Regions from separate parts of the Homo sapiens genome. Here region 2 is linked to region 1. Evidence: chromatin contacts called from ENCODE Hi-C or POLR2A ChIA-PET data. All regions are on one chromosome and are shown on one strand. Each heading gives the region's core, a stretch centred on a gene start or an enhancer-like site at or near the end of the contact. The rest is flanking DNA. Distances are from core to core; before and after follow the strand shown. Region 1 has its middle 9.2 kb from the start of STK33. Region 2 overlaps SCUBE2 (signal peptide, CUB domain and EGF like domain containing 2).

Region 1 (6,243 bases), core at 1,080-3,579:
CCTTTGAATGGATTAAGGTACTTCAGGGAAAATATCAAATTAAGAATATAGTGCCCAGTAAAATCTTTTAGCTGGATAAGATTCAGTGAAAAAATTCTAAGGATGTGGCTTTTCCACCAAAGCCTGTGCGGAGGGAGGAGGAGGAGAGGGATAGAGAGAGACAGAGAGAGAGACAGACAGAGAGAGAGAGAGAGAGAGAGAGCAAGGCATGGGCATGTGAACTCCCCTTATCCTTGGCTTTGCTTTCTGTGATTTCAGTTGCCTCTGGTCAATGGCAATCTGAAAATATTAAATAGAAAATTCCAGAAATAATTCATGAGGTTTAAATTGCACACTATTCTGAGTAGTGTGATGAGATCTCTTACCACCCCACTCTATCCCACCCTGTCCTGCCAGGGACATGAATCATCACTTTTGTCTGGTGTATCCACTATATATACTACCCACCCTTAGTCCCTAGTAGCCTTCTTGGTTATTAGGTCAACAGATCATAAGAAGAAGGGTGAGCACAGTACAGTAAGATTTTTGAGAGAGAGATCACATTCACATAACTTGTGTTACAGTATACAAGTTATGTTTTTTTCTATTTTATTATTAGTTACTGTTAATTTCTGGCTGTGCCTAATTTGTGTATTAAACTTCATCATAGGTATGTTTGTATAGGAAACAACAGTATACAGTATGTTGGGTTCAGAACCATCCATGATTTCAGGCATCCACTGAAGATCTTGGCACATATCCCCCGTGGATAAGGTGGAACTACTGTAGTTCTCAAAAATAATTGCAGGTATAGCTTTCAGCCAGTGATGCTGCCTGCATTCCAATAGATAGACACATAATGAGGTGTGTTTGTTTGTTTTGAGGTGTGTTTGTTTGTTTTGAGACGGAGTCTTGATCTGTCGCCCAGGCTGGAGTGCAGTGGCAAGCTGTCAGTTCACTGCAGCCTCTGCCTCCTGGGCGCAAGCGATTCTCCTGCCTCATCCTCCTGAGTAGCTGAGATTACAGGCGCCTGCCACCATGCCCGGCTAATTTTTCTATTTTTAGTAGAGATGGGTTTTCACCATGTTGGCCAGGCTGGTCTCAAACTCCTGACCTCAGGTGATCCGCCTGCCTTGGCCTCCCAAAGTGCTGGGATTACAGGTGTGAGCCACTGTGCCCGGCCCATAATGAGGTTTTTAGAGTGTTTTATTGCCAGGGGAATGATGAGCCTAGACTAACAGAAAACAATAACTGTTGAAGACATTAAATGGCTCTTGGGCTTTCAATAATCTATGGTAGAGAATGCTCAGGCTCTTAACACACCTAAGAGTTGAGAAGGCTGCTCAGCCCCCAAAGAGGTTTATGCCTCAAGCCCCACATCAGCAGGGACACTAAAATGTGAAGAACCTCTTTGAGGGCAGAAGCAAGGGATAAGGAGAACAACAGGCAAGGGAGCTACTTCCAGGGACCTGAATCAGAAAATAATGAATAATTCCCGACCAGACTAGGAGGCCCTCAAAATATTTGCCCACTTGGATTTCAGAATTGCCATAGCCAATGACTCCTGTGTGCCTCCCATTCTTCCCCTTTCCTACGTGGAATGTCTTTCTCTGTTCTATAATCTACCTTTCAAAATCTTTACTCATCTTTTAAAAGCCACTTCATTTGTCAACACCTCTAGAATTTCTCCCTGTTATTCTGGAGAACACACCTCTCTCTTATCCGTCTCTTGCTCTGCTTCAGGGACACCTGGGAGTCTCCTGACCCTGCCCCCACACCCCCAAAGAGCCATAGATATGGAAGAAGTACCAAACCCCTAGTCATCCTTGACTCTTCCCTCTGCTTGGAAGGCTCTACCTCCAAAACTTCTCAAGGTCAGGGTTGGCTCCAATCACCCTTTAGATCTTAGCTCGCACCCCTCCTCAGAGAGCTTTTCCTAACCACACAATCTGAAGTGGACCCAGGCACTCTCTCACAGCCCTGTTTCATCGTCATCATGGCACTTACTATGAGGTATGTTTATCTTTTTCTTCGTCTTGTGTTCTTGCTCACTGTCTGAGTCACAGAGGGTGTAAGCTTCCCTGAGAGCAGAAGTCTTGCTTGGATCCTGGAACAGTGCCTGTAGTTGCTCAATAAGTATTACTTGAATGTATAACTCAGATCTCTGTCAGCCAACCCTACATTTCACTAGGAACATAAGTCTTAAGAAGACTTGTCCAAGATTCCTCATGAGTCATTGGCGGTGTCTGGACTAGAACTCAGGCTTGCAACTCAGGTCTCTATAGGATCTTTCAAAATGTCTAGGGCTGAAGTAGTTCCTGGACTCCAGACAAGTGGCAGAGTGAGAGAGGTCCGAGGTTCATTCCCGGTGTTGCAGTGTGCTGCAAGCCCCATAGGTGGCGCCGGGGCACTCATTTAGCCCCAGGGATCGTCAGAAAACTTGTTAAGGGCTAACCCTAGGGGGAAATTTTGATGAGGAGCAGGATATTTGCATAGTCCTAAATTGTCTCTCCACTGACTGCTCATTGTTGTGCAGGAAAAGTTGTGAGGGAGGAAAAAATATACAGCAATTGGAGTATTATACAGTGGAGAAATCACATAACATCTTGATCATGTGCTCAAAATAACATCACCAATAAGGGGCAGGTGGACATACTGTGCACCCAGATGTAATGCTGTGAGAAGGACATGATGTCACCCATGATACAGTATTGCTGCCAAGGATGCAGAACCTGAATCTCATTACAGAGAAACATCAGGCAAACCCACAATGAAAGACGTTATATTAAGTAAAGGCAGGGGATAGGGGACTGGATTCTTTAAAAATGTCCCTGTCGTTAAAGACAAAGAAAAGCTAGGAAAATGTCCAGGTTCAAGGAGGCTAAAGAGACATGACAGCTAAATGCAATTCCTGACCCTATATTGGGTCCTGTAGTGGAGTGAGGAAAATGTAATAGAAAGGACATTCTTGGGTCAACTGACAAAATGGGGATATGGAGAGTAGATGAGATTATTGTATCAATGTTAAATGTACTAAAGTTGATAACTGAACTGTGGTTATATAATTGAATATTCTCGTTTTTAGAAAATATGCACTGGAGTATTTAGAAGTCAAGGTCCTTAGTGTATGTAACTCACCCACAAATGGTACAGAACAAAGCTGTAGATGTATATCTTTTTTTAATTAAACATGCATACACACACACACACATATATAGAGAGAGTGCTATTAATAAAGCAAATGGTGTAAAATCTTTTTTTTTTTTTTGAGATGGAGTCTCGCTCTGTGGCCAGGCTGGAGTGCAGTGGCGCGATCTTGGCTCACTGCAACCTCTGCCTCCTAGGTTCAAGTGATTCTCCTGCCTCAGCCTCCTGAGTAGCTGGGACTACAGGTGTGCACCACCACACCCAGCTAATTTTTAGCAAAGACGGGGTTTCACCATGTTGGCCAGGATGGTCTCGATCTCTTCACCTTGTGATCTGCCCACCTCGGCCTCCCAAAGTGCTGGGATTACAGGCGTGAGCCACCGTGCCTGGCTGATGTAAAATCTTAATAGGTGAATCTGGGTGAAGGACATATGGGGGCAGACACGGTGGCTCACATTTTTTTCTTTTAAAGTTAAATTATTTATTCAAATATATTGAGGGGACTCAAGTGCAGGTTTCTTACATGCATTTATTGTGTGGTGCTGAAGTCTGGGCTTTGGTGTATCCATCACCTGAATAGTGAACATTGTACCCAATAGGTTTTTCAACCCTCACCCCCTCCCACCTTTTGTATTCCCTAATATCTATTATTTCACTCAGTATATGTCCATGTGTACACATGTTTAGCTCCCACCTGGGTGGCTCACACTTTTAATTCCACAGCTTTGGGAGGCCAAGGTAGGAGGCTCACTCTAGCCCAGGAGTTTGAGACCAGCATGGGCAACAAAACAGGACTCCATGCTTGAACCCAGGAGGTTGAGGCTGCAGTGAGCCATGATCATGCCACTGTACTCCAGCCTGAAAGACAGAGCAAGATTCTGTCTCTATTTAAAAAAACAAAAAAACAGGCTGGGCATGGTGGCTCACACCTGTAATCCCAGCACTTTGGGAGGCCGAGGCGGGTGAATCACGAAGTCAGGAGTTTGAGACCAGCCTGGCCATCATGGTGATCCCCCGTCTCTACTAAAAATACAAAAAATTGGCTGGGCATAGTGGCGGGCGCCTGTAGTCCCAGGCTGAGGCAGGAAAATGGCGTGAACCCGGGAGGCGGAGGTTGCAGTGAGCCGAGATCGCACCACTGCACTCCAGCCTGGGCGACAGTGAGACTCCATCTCAAAATAAAACAAAAAACAAAGGATATATGGGCATTTTAAAAACTATTTTAATTTTCATAACTTTTCTATAAAAGTTTGAAGTTATTTCCAAACAAAAATTTAAGAAGAATAAAAGAATTAAACAATAGTGATCCCAGGTAGCTCCTCTGCCCACCCCTTTCTGTTACACAATTCAGAGCCAGCGTCCTGCCTCGTTAGAGTGTGTCTTCCGCTGTCTCCTTTGCTTCCATCATTTCTCTTCTGATAGGATTGTGTTTGGCTTAGAGGCCTAAGCTGGAGGGGAGGAGCCACTATTGTCTATGGCTGGAAAATGCCACTGAAGGTTTCATAAGAGGATGTGCAGAGGCAGTGGAGGCCTCTGAGTCCAGACTTCACCCCCACTCTGCCCTCAAGGAACTGAGGCCACTGGAAGCAGTCAGGCTCCAGCTGGGTTTCCCCGACCATTCTGAACAGGCACCTGGTATCTGAGGGGACTCAGCAGGACTGGGTGTGTTAAGAGCCTTGGCGGTATGGGGACAGGAAGGGCTTCACTATCTTTTCCCTCTGCTTACAGTTTCTTGGAGGTGGCACAATCCATCTTCTCTCATGAGCCTGGGCATGCCAGACACCACGAAACTTCAGGAGTCCTTCCAATCTTCCTGTGATCTACTTTGCATTAAATTATCAACATTGGATGTCAGTGACAGGGCGGTAGAACGTTTGCCCCAGATGTGGCCCTGCATTCTTTCCTGGGATGACTTCTGGTGGCTTTCCCTCTGTGTCTATATCCTTCACATGTGAGTAAAAGGGACTTCGTCCATCTATTCCCATGCTTGAGCCTGGCTGGGCTTGCCCCTCACTCAGCTCTTCTCACAGGACAGGGAGGTAGTCTCTGCTGTCAACTGGTGGAAAAATGATGAGGGTCTAGACTAAGGCTCCAGCTCCCTTTACTCATGTGTAAGCAAAGCAGAAAAAGATTACTCCCTTTTATCTGTGCTCAGTAAACGAAGTTCTCCACCGTGAAATTCCTTAGACATAGCCAAACAATGTTTCGACATATGAATCAAACTTCCAAGTGAATAGTGTTTTTATCATGAAACCGTCGCAAGACTATTAGCTTTAGTTACTCTCTTGGCCCACTTTGCTCCGGGAACCTTAAAGGCTGTTTAAGGCTGACTTGCACTCACAGCATGTTACAGGTAAGGGAGGCAGTGATGCCAATGGTCAGGAGCGCAGCCCCTGGACCAGACAGCCCGGATGGGACTCACACATACTAGCCATGTGGTCTTGGACAAGTCAATCCTGTAGACTGTACTTCTGTTTCTTCATCAGTACCCACCTCACGGAGTTATTGTGAGAATTAAATTAAAATACATAAAGCATTTGGGACAGTGCCTGGCATGGAATTGGTGATATTATTAGGTGGGTTAGTAGTACCTGTATTTTATTAAAACGAAGGCACATAAATGTAGGTAATTTCTTGGTTCTTCAGGAAGGTGCCAACAAAAGGTTTTTATGCCACAATATCAGGACTGCTACCTGGCTAACAGCAATAGTAATATGTAATCAGTGAGAGGCAGCCCAATTTCTAAGAAGTTAAAAAGTGAAAAAAAAAGTGGTTTTAGAATCTGTAAAATATGAAGCATTATTTAGTTGTTTTTACTTTTTAAATTGAGATATACACTTCACCTTTTTTTTTTTTTTTTAGAGAGACAGGATCTTGCTCTGTTGCTCAGGCTGGAGTGCAGTGGCGCCATCATAGCTCACTGCAGCCTCAAACTCCTGAGCTCAAATGATCCTCCCACCTCAGCCTCTCAGGTAGCTGGGCCTACAGATGCACACCATGATCTGCATGTGCATCAGCTAATGTAAAATTTTTTTTGTAGAGATGGAGTCTTGCTATGTTGCCCAGGCTGGTCGGAAACTCCTGGCCTCAAGCAATCCTCCCACCTTGATCTCCCAA
Region 2 (6,243 bases), core at 1,367-3,866, 470 kb before region 1:
CTTGTTTTGATGGCTTCATGTTGGCTCATGACGGTCATAATTGTCTTGGTAAGGAAGGCATTTGGAAATGGCAATTCTCCTTCACTCTCCCACCCCTTTCTTTCCCTTGGTGAAGACCTCCTCATGAAGACAAAAACGGGCTCAGAGCCTTGTGTTTTCTGCTCCCTTGGAAGTCAGACTCCGTGATAGAAAATGAGGTAAAATGTTTCAGTTTTATGTGATCATTCATAACATAAATCTTCTGTTAGTCCAAGGAGATGGGTGACATCGTCATTACTATTTATTGACTTTCTAGCATTGGCTTGTCACCTTTTAAGATCTTTGGTCTTGTGTTGAGAGTCCTGACTTATAACCATTTTTTTTTTCAATGCTGTAAGTGTTTCTGTTTTAGAATTTGGAAAAACTCCTTGTCCTGAAGACTCCAAATGTGTGCTGGGGTTACAGCCAGCTAGACCCCCCTTTTTTTCTTGAAAAAGAGAGAAACTAAAACAGAAATCTTCCATGAACATCTTCCTAGTATTCCACAAAACAGAAACATCTGTTGGAGTTTTAGCCCCTGAGTTAGAGACTACAAAGAGTGTTGTTTACATTCATTCCTTATGCCAGGAATAAAACAGAACTTAGAAGCAGCTAGCAGCTGCATGGGGTTGAGTGTTGGATAGTCTTAGAGGATGCAGCACTCCTGGCAGATAGGTATTTGTGGTTTGCTTTTTAAGGCTGGTATTAGTTGTACAGGAGAACATCATGGGAAAATATGGCATCAGCGTCCTTTGACACTCACGACCCTTCATATGGATAACCTGCTGAGGTCTACTTGGCCAACTAAGGAGCAGCGGAGCCAGGCCCTGGCTCTGTGGGGACAGCCATTCAGACGCCCCCTTATGGTGTGGTAGGAATGGCCCTTTGATTAAATGCTTTGAGATCTGCATAAAAGGAACTAGAAAAAGTCCAGACAGAACTTGTGTGTTGTGTGTTGGGGCTCTGGAGTGGAGGAGAGGTTATTTCCATTTGGGACTTAACCCTCATATGACCTTTATCCCACTTCAGTGTCTCCTGGAGCTCCATCCTGATGGACTCTGTTATTTCCTGTTGGTGCCCTGTGTGAGAGATCAGGCTTTGGGTGACACATCACGTGGCTTTCCAAGCCTGCAGCTGTCAGTAAGACTTGATTGCAGGTGAGGGAACCAGTAATCTTCTAGGCAGTCAGTACCACAAAAAGGCATATTTGAGAGACAATCCTGAGAGCAGGAATCAGTATTAATTAAAAACTCAGACAAATGGAATCACTTTCAGTGTGTGATTTGTTGGGAGGCATACCACATGGGTTGCTCTTTTTTTTTTCCATTTTCAGGGGGAAATTTCCCTTTGACTTGCCAATGAGGGCATTTGGAGGATGCATATCTGATGGCAGACTTCATCATTACTGTTGTGCTGTAATCCACAGCCCGGGGTGGCGGGGGGTAGTATAAGGTTCCTAAGAGCAAGAACCATCCAGGGGCTAGGAACCTGGGCCAGGGCTGGTGGGCGGCTCTGAGTATTGGCCTGCTTGGAAACCCTGAAGGCAGAGTCTTTTCTTGCCTTTGCCGATAACACAGATATTATCAGCACAGAGTATCTCCATTTCCCCTCTGTGGGATCTCTTTGTGGACTCAGTAGCAAGGATCTGCCTTGCAGAGAGACCTTGAGCATCTACTGAGTATTTCTGAATGGGGTAAGGACTCTTTAAAAGGAAGGCACAAGAAAATGAAGTACATTTGGAAGAGTAGGACCGGCACACATAGACACTTCCCCAACATTCAGATTTGAAAGGGCTGACCCAGTTTGTGGCAAAAAAGAAGCTCAGAGCCCTAACTTCTCCTGAGTTCTCTGGGATGACCCCTTCAATCTCCTCAGCCTCCTAACCACACATTAGCCACAAATATATTAGCTAGAAGACACAAGGTACAAACACCACTAAGCTTTGGCACTAAACACAGAGCACTTCAAGATCCTGAATGCCTGCAAGTCTGAAAAACGAAAGGCAGCTCTTCTATACAGCTCACCCCATCTGCCTTCAGTTTCTATTTTTGGAGTGTCTGGGAGCTCATCATAGCTGTTTGGCTTTGTAGCAGTTGTTCTTAACTCTGGCCGCACACTGGAATCACCTGAGAAGCTTAAAAAAAACCATCACCTAGACTTCATCCAAGACTGGCTCTGTCAGTATCTCTGGAGGTGGCATCCAGGCCTCAGGGTTCTGACACATAGCCAGGGTTGAGAACCACTGTTTTATGGTCTGGAGAAGCTCACCAGCTTAGTGATAGATATTTGCGTACGTGGACACACACTTTTGTATTTATCCAACCACAGAGCATCAGCTAGCTGAATGACACATTTCTGATTGCCTTGGGGAAAAGAAATTGGGGGTTAAACGTGGGGTGGGGGTGTGGTAGCTCAGAGGGGAGCACATCTTTACTCGCAGCCAATCCAGGAGTTGGTGTTCAGGGAGACAGACCTCTCCTGCTCACCTTGAGTCTTGCTGTGGAACACCTAGGCCAGGTGTGTTCCAGCACGGCTCATCCTCTGGAATGTGCTTCCTTCACCCTTTGGCATAGACAAGGGCAAGTTTGTTAGGCTTCAGGGGATGGCTTGAGTCCCATCAGTTTAGTCAGACATCTGCTCAGTAGTGTGGGAGGACAGAGGACTATAAGATCTGAAGCTTGAAACCAGATAACAGATATTTAAATGTGAGGTTTTATTATTATGATTATTATGGATATGCCCAGGAGCTAGTGATTAGCACATGAGAAATTAGACTGGAGAAAATAAATTGATTTTTTATATCAGCCTTCTCTTTGAGCCTTTGTTGTCTGAAACTTCTCTGGAAGTTTCTCTTCTCTGGCTCGGGTGATGCTATCCTCTCCTGCTTGTTTGTTCATGCATTGAATAGTTAATGAGCGCCTGCTGTATTCCAGGGCTGTGCTAATTAAAACAAAAATCTCTGTCCTCAAGGAGTTTGCAATCTAGTAGAGGTAGATGAGTAAAGGATTTTGAGGCTGCAAGTCAGTAAGTGTAGCAATACAGCTGTGCACAGGGTATCACAGGCAGAGTGGGAGGAAGGTCCCCTAAGGCCGCCCTGACAGTGTGTGGCAGAAGGCTTCCTCCCTCCCTACCTCTCTGCTGGCTCCTTCCCTGGAGGCTCTTGGGACTCCTGCCATCTCCTCTGCCTCCTCCCTGCCCCTGGCAGGGTCCGGGATTCTACCTCTGGCTGTCTCCTTTCTGCTCCCTTCCCACACTCCCGCCTTTGGCTCTCTCATCAAGCTCCACCACTTTATCAGGCAACTACAAATAAATGATTTCCAAAGCTGTGCTTACACCACCAGATTCTCTTCCAAGCTCCCCACTGAGGTTTGCCACTGCCTACTGGACCTAGCCCTACATTTCAGCATTTCAGACAGATCACCTGCCTGCCTTGGGGGTCAGGGGCAACCATATCTCCATTCCCATTTCTGTACCCAGCACTGGCCTTCCATGTGTCCCTTCCAGAAGGCCTTGGTGTCAACTTTCCATCCTCTAATGATGCCCACCCCATAGCCCACAAGGCTCCCAGCCCTGCAGGCACCTTGTCCGCCCAGTCTTCTTCTCTGGCTTGGTTCCCAGCATCCCTGGCAGCCGCAGTGCTGTCGCCACTAGCGCTAGCTGTGGCTGTTGCAGATGCATGTGTGAAGCTGGACTCCCAGACTGCCCATTCTTCCCCTCCCTCTGTCCTGCCCTCAGCTGCTGCCTTGTATTTCTCAAAGTGAAGGGCCAGACTCTCTCCCCTACTCTAGTGGTTCCCAGCTGCTTCCCAAATTAAGTAGGCACTTCATTGCCTGGTATTCAGGATCCCACAGTGTGACCCCAGTCTGTCCTCCCAGCTGTATCTCCTGTAACCTCCCTCATGTGCCCTATGCTCCAACCACATGGGCTGACCCACTGGTATCTGAATGTTCTTCATGCCTCCCAGCCTTTGTGCTACTGCTTACGCTCTCTTCCACCTATAATCCCTTCTTTCCTGATTTATAATTGGACAATCCTAAGGGCCCATCTTTTATTAGCTTATCCTTAATTCATCCCGATACCCCATGACCAGATGTGATTTCTTTCCTTGGTACCACCTTTTATACCTTATATCAGAATCATTTGTATATTTGTCTCTTGCTGAAGGGCATGCTCCTAGAGAGAAGGATTTTTTTTTTTTTTTTTTTTTTAGATGGCGTCTCGCTCTGAGGCCCAGGCTGGAGTGCAGTGGCATGATCTCGGCTCGCTGCAACCTCCACCTCCCAAATCCAAGTGATTTTCCTGCCTCAGTAGCTGGGATTACAGGCATGTGCCACCATGCCTAGCTGATTTTTGTGTTTTTAATAGAGACGGGGTTTCACCATGTTGGCCAGGCTGGTCTTGAATTCCTGACCTCAGGTGATCCGCCTGCCTCAGCCTCCCAAAGTGCTGGGATTACAGGCTTGAGCCGCCACACCTGGCCAAGGGAAGGAATTTTATCTTCCTTATCTATATTTTGCTGTCTCCTCTAGCACCATGCTGTGGAAAGAGAAGATGTTCAACAAATATTTACTGAGCTGATGACCTTGTGTCCATGTGGCGGTCCTGGCCAAGTGAGCCCCAGACCCGTAAGGACTGGGTAGTTGTCTGTGGACCTTACCGGCTTTGATTCTGAAAGCTTCTGTGGTGCAGGGACGTGAAGAGGAACCTCATCTTTGCTTAGCAGGGCCCCTGAGCTGCTGGGTGAGGTGGGGCATTGAAACAGTCACCAAAGCAAAGGCTAATCCCTCTCTCCTTCCAGATGTGGACGAGTGCCTGGAGAACAATGGCGGCTGCCAGCATACCTGTGTCAACGTCATGGGGAGCTATGAGTGCTGCTGCAAGGAGGGGTTTTTCCTGAGTGACAATCAGCACACCTGCATTCACCGCTCGGAAGGTACCTCTGCCCAGCTGTGGATGGGGGCAGAGCCACATCTGAGACCCTCTCCCTTGCACGCGCACACACACACTGACTCTAGAGGGGAAGCACAGGGTATAGAAAGTCTGGAGGCCTGAGGACGAGTCCAGACTCCACTGCCGGGTAACCGTGGGCAAGTTATTTGAACTTCAACTTCCTCACCTGGCAAAATAGTTGCACTGGACTGGGTGAGCTCTGAGGTCCTTTCAAACTCTCACATTTTCTGATTCTAATCTTTACATAGAATACATTTCAAACATGACTAGATGTCTCAGGAGCAATATAGTGGATGATCTGCCAAGTTTTTCAAAAAGGTGCTGAAAACCACAGCACCAGTATGAGCCTGCTCCCTGCTCTGGGTGGGTAGGGAGGAGGCTGGATCCTTCCCATGCAGACTTTCAATGAAGTGCCCTGTTTTCAGCCCCAAGCTAGATCCGGCCCTTCCATGTTTTGCATTTTTGAGCTCCGAGGGGCAGAAGGGCTCCCTCCCTGGACTTTCCGTGCTGTGGTTTCCTTCGCCTACGTCACCATTTATCATTCCTCTGTAAATTTGCCGGAAACTCTTCTCTTCTGATGTCCTTCTCTTCATTCTCTTTGCTTTGAGTTTATACCTTTTTTCATTCCTCTGTTACTTAGTAGATTCTTGAGAGGAAGGGGCATTAAGTACATGTGGCCAATCAGTTATTTTTAACTGAATGTCATCCTTTTAACTCTTCCCTGCTCTTTCTTAAGCTAAAGAGTCACATTTTGGTGGCTGTGTTCCTCTTGGAGTTGCATCTGCCTATTTTTAGGGGAAGTGCCCTAAATACTAGCCTATTAACCCCTTTGGCCATGTGCTGCTTATTCTTTCCCATTACTTAAGAATGAGGTCATTTTAATTTCTTCTACTATTTAATCACAAATTTATAGATTGTTTTAATCCTGGTCTTGGTAACTTTTCAAGGGTTTCTTCATGGAAGATGATTTTTGTCTCATTTTCCAAGGATGGCAGCTCACACCTTATACTTAACTAGAATACCTGTTTGGGTACCAAGAAAAATTGTCAGAGGAACCCCCAGGGGCCAATGGGTTTGATGGCTATCATCACCCAGAGCCTGCTCATTCTCAGCGTTTGGGGCGGGGAAGTCACACATACTGGCTTTGATCAGGCAGATTTCCTATCTTGTGCCAGGTGTGGCCCTTGATAAAGTAGCAGTTGGGTTTCATTTTCCTGCCAGGTTCTCTGGGGTCATTGGTGTGCCCTGCACTCTTGTCCAATGTAGGCCAAATTC

The links. A loop is a pair of places that touch in the nucleus more often than their neighbours do. ChIA-PET counts read pairs that join two places held with the same protein, here RNA polymerase II (POLR2A). Pooled maps may share reads with other maps.
Region 2: a loop to region 1 is called in a map with no recorded cell type, with 2.4 times the contacts of the local background. The contact joins two enhancer-like sites. A Hi-C loop is called at or near these places in 2 of 37 single-sample maps with no recorded cell type and 2 of 50 pooled maps. POLR2A ChIA-PET finds 5 or more read pairs at or near these places in 1 of 52 experiments (activated CD4-positive, alpha-beta T cell).

What each region holds. Positions count from the first base shown.
Region 1 is chr11:8,600,300-8,606,542 of GRCh38, reverse strand. No RefSeq gene overlaps it. Among named protein-coding and RNA genes, the nearest start is that of STK33, 9.2 kb to the right of the region's middle. RefSeq lists an enhancer at 2,176-2,677. Within about 2 kb of position 2,329, at least 4 of the 41 ENCODE cell types and tissues checked have a DNase peak (open chromatin) inside an H3K27ac peak, as active enhancers do.
Region 2 is chr11:9,073,189-9,079,431 of GRCh38, reverse strand. SCUBE2 (signal peptide, CUB domain and EGF like domain containing 2) reads left to right here. Exons shown (of 23, transcript NM_001367977.2): 3 at 1-48; 4 at 4,817-4,951. Among named protein-coding and RNA genes, the nearest start is that of MIR5691, 14 kb to the left of the region's middle. Within about 2 kb of position 2,616, at least 2 of the 41 ENCODE cell types and tissues checked have a DNase peak (open chromatin) inside an H3K27ac peak, as active enhancers do.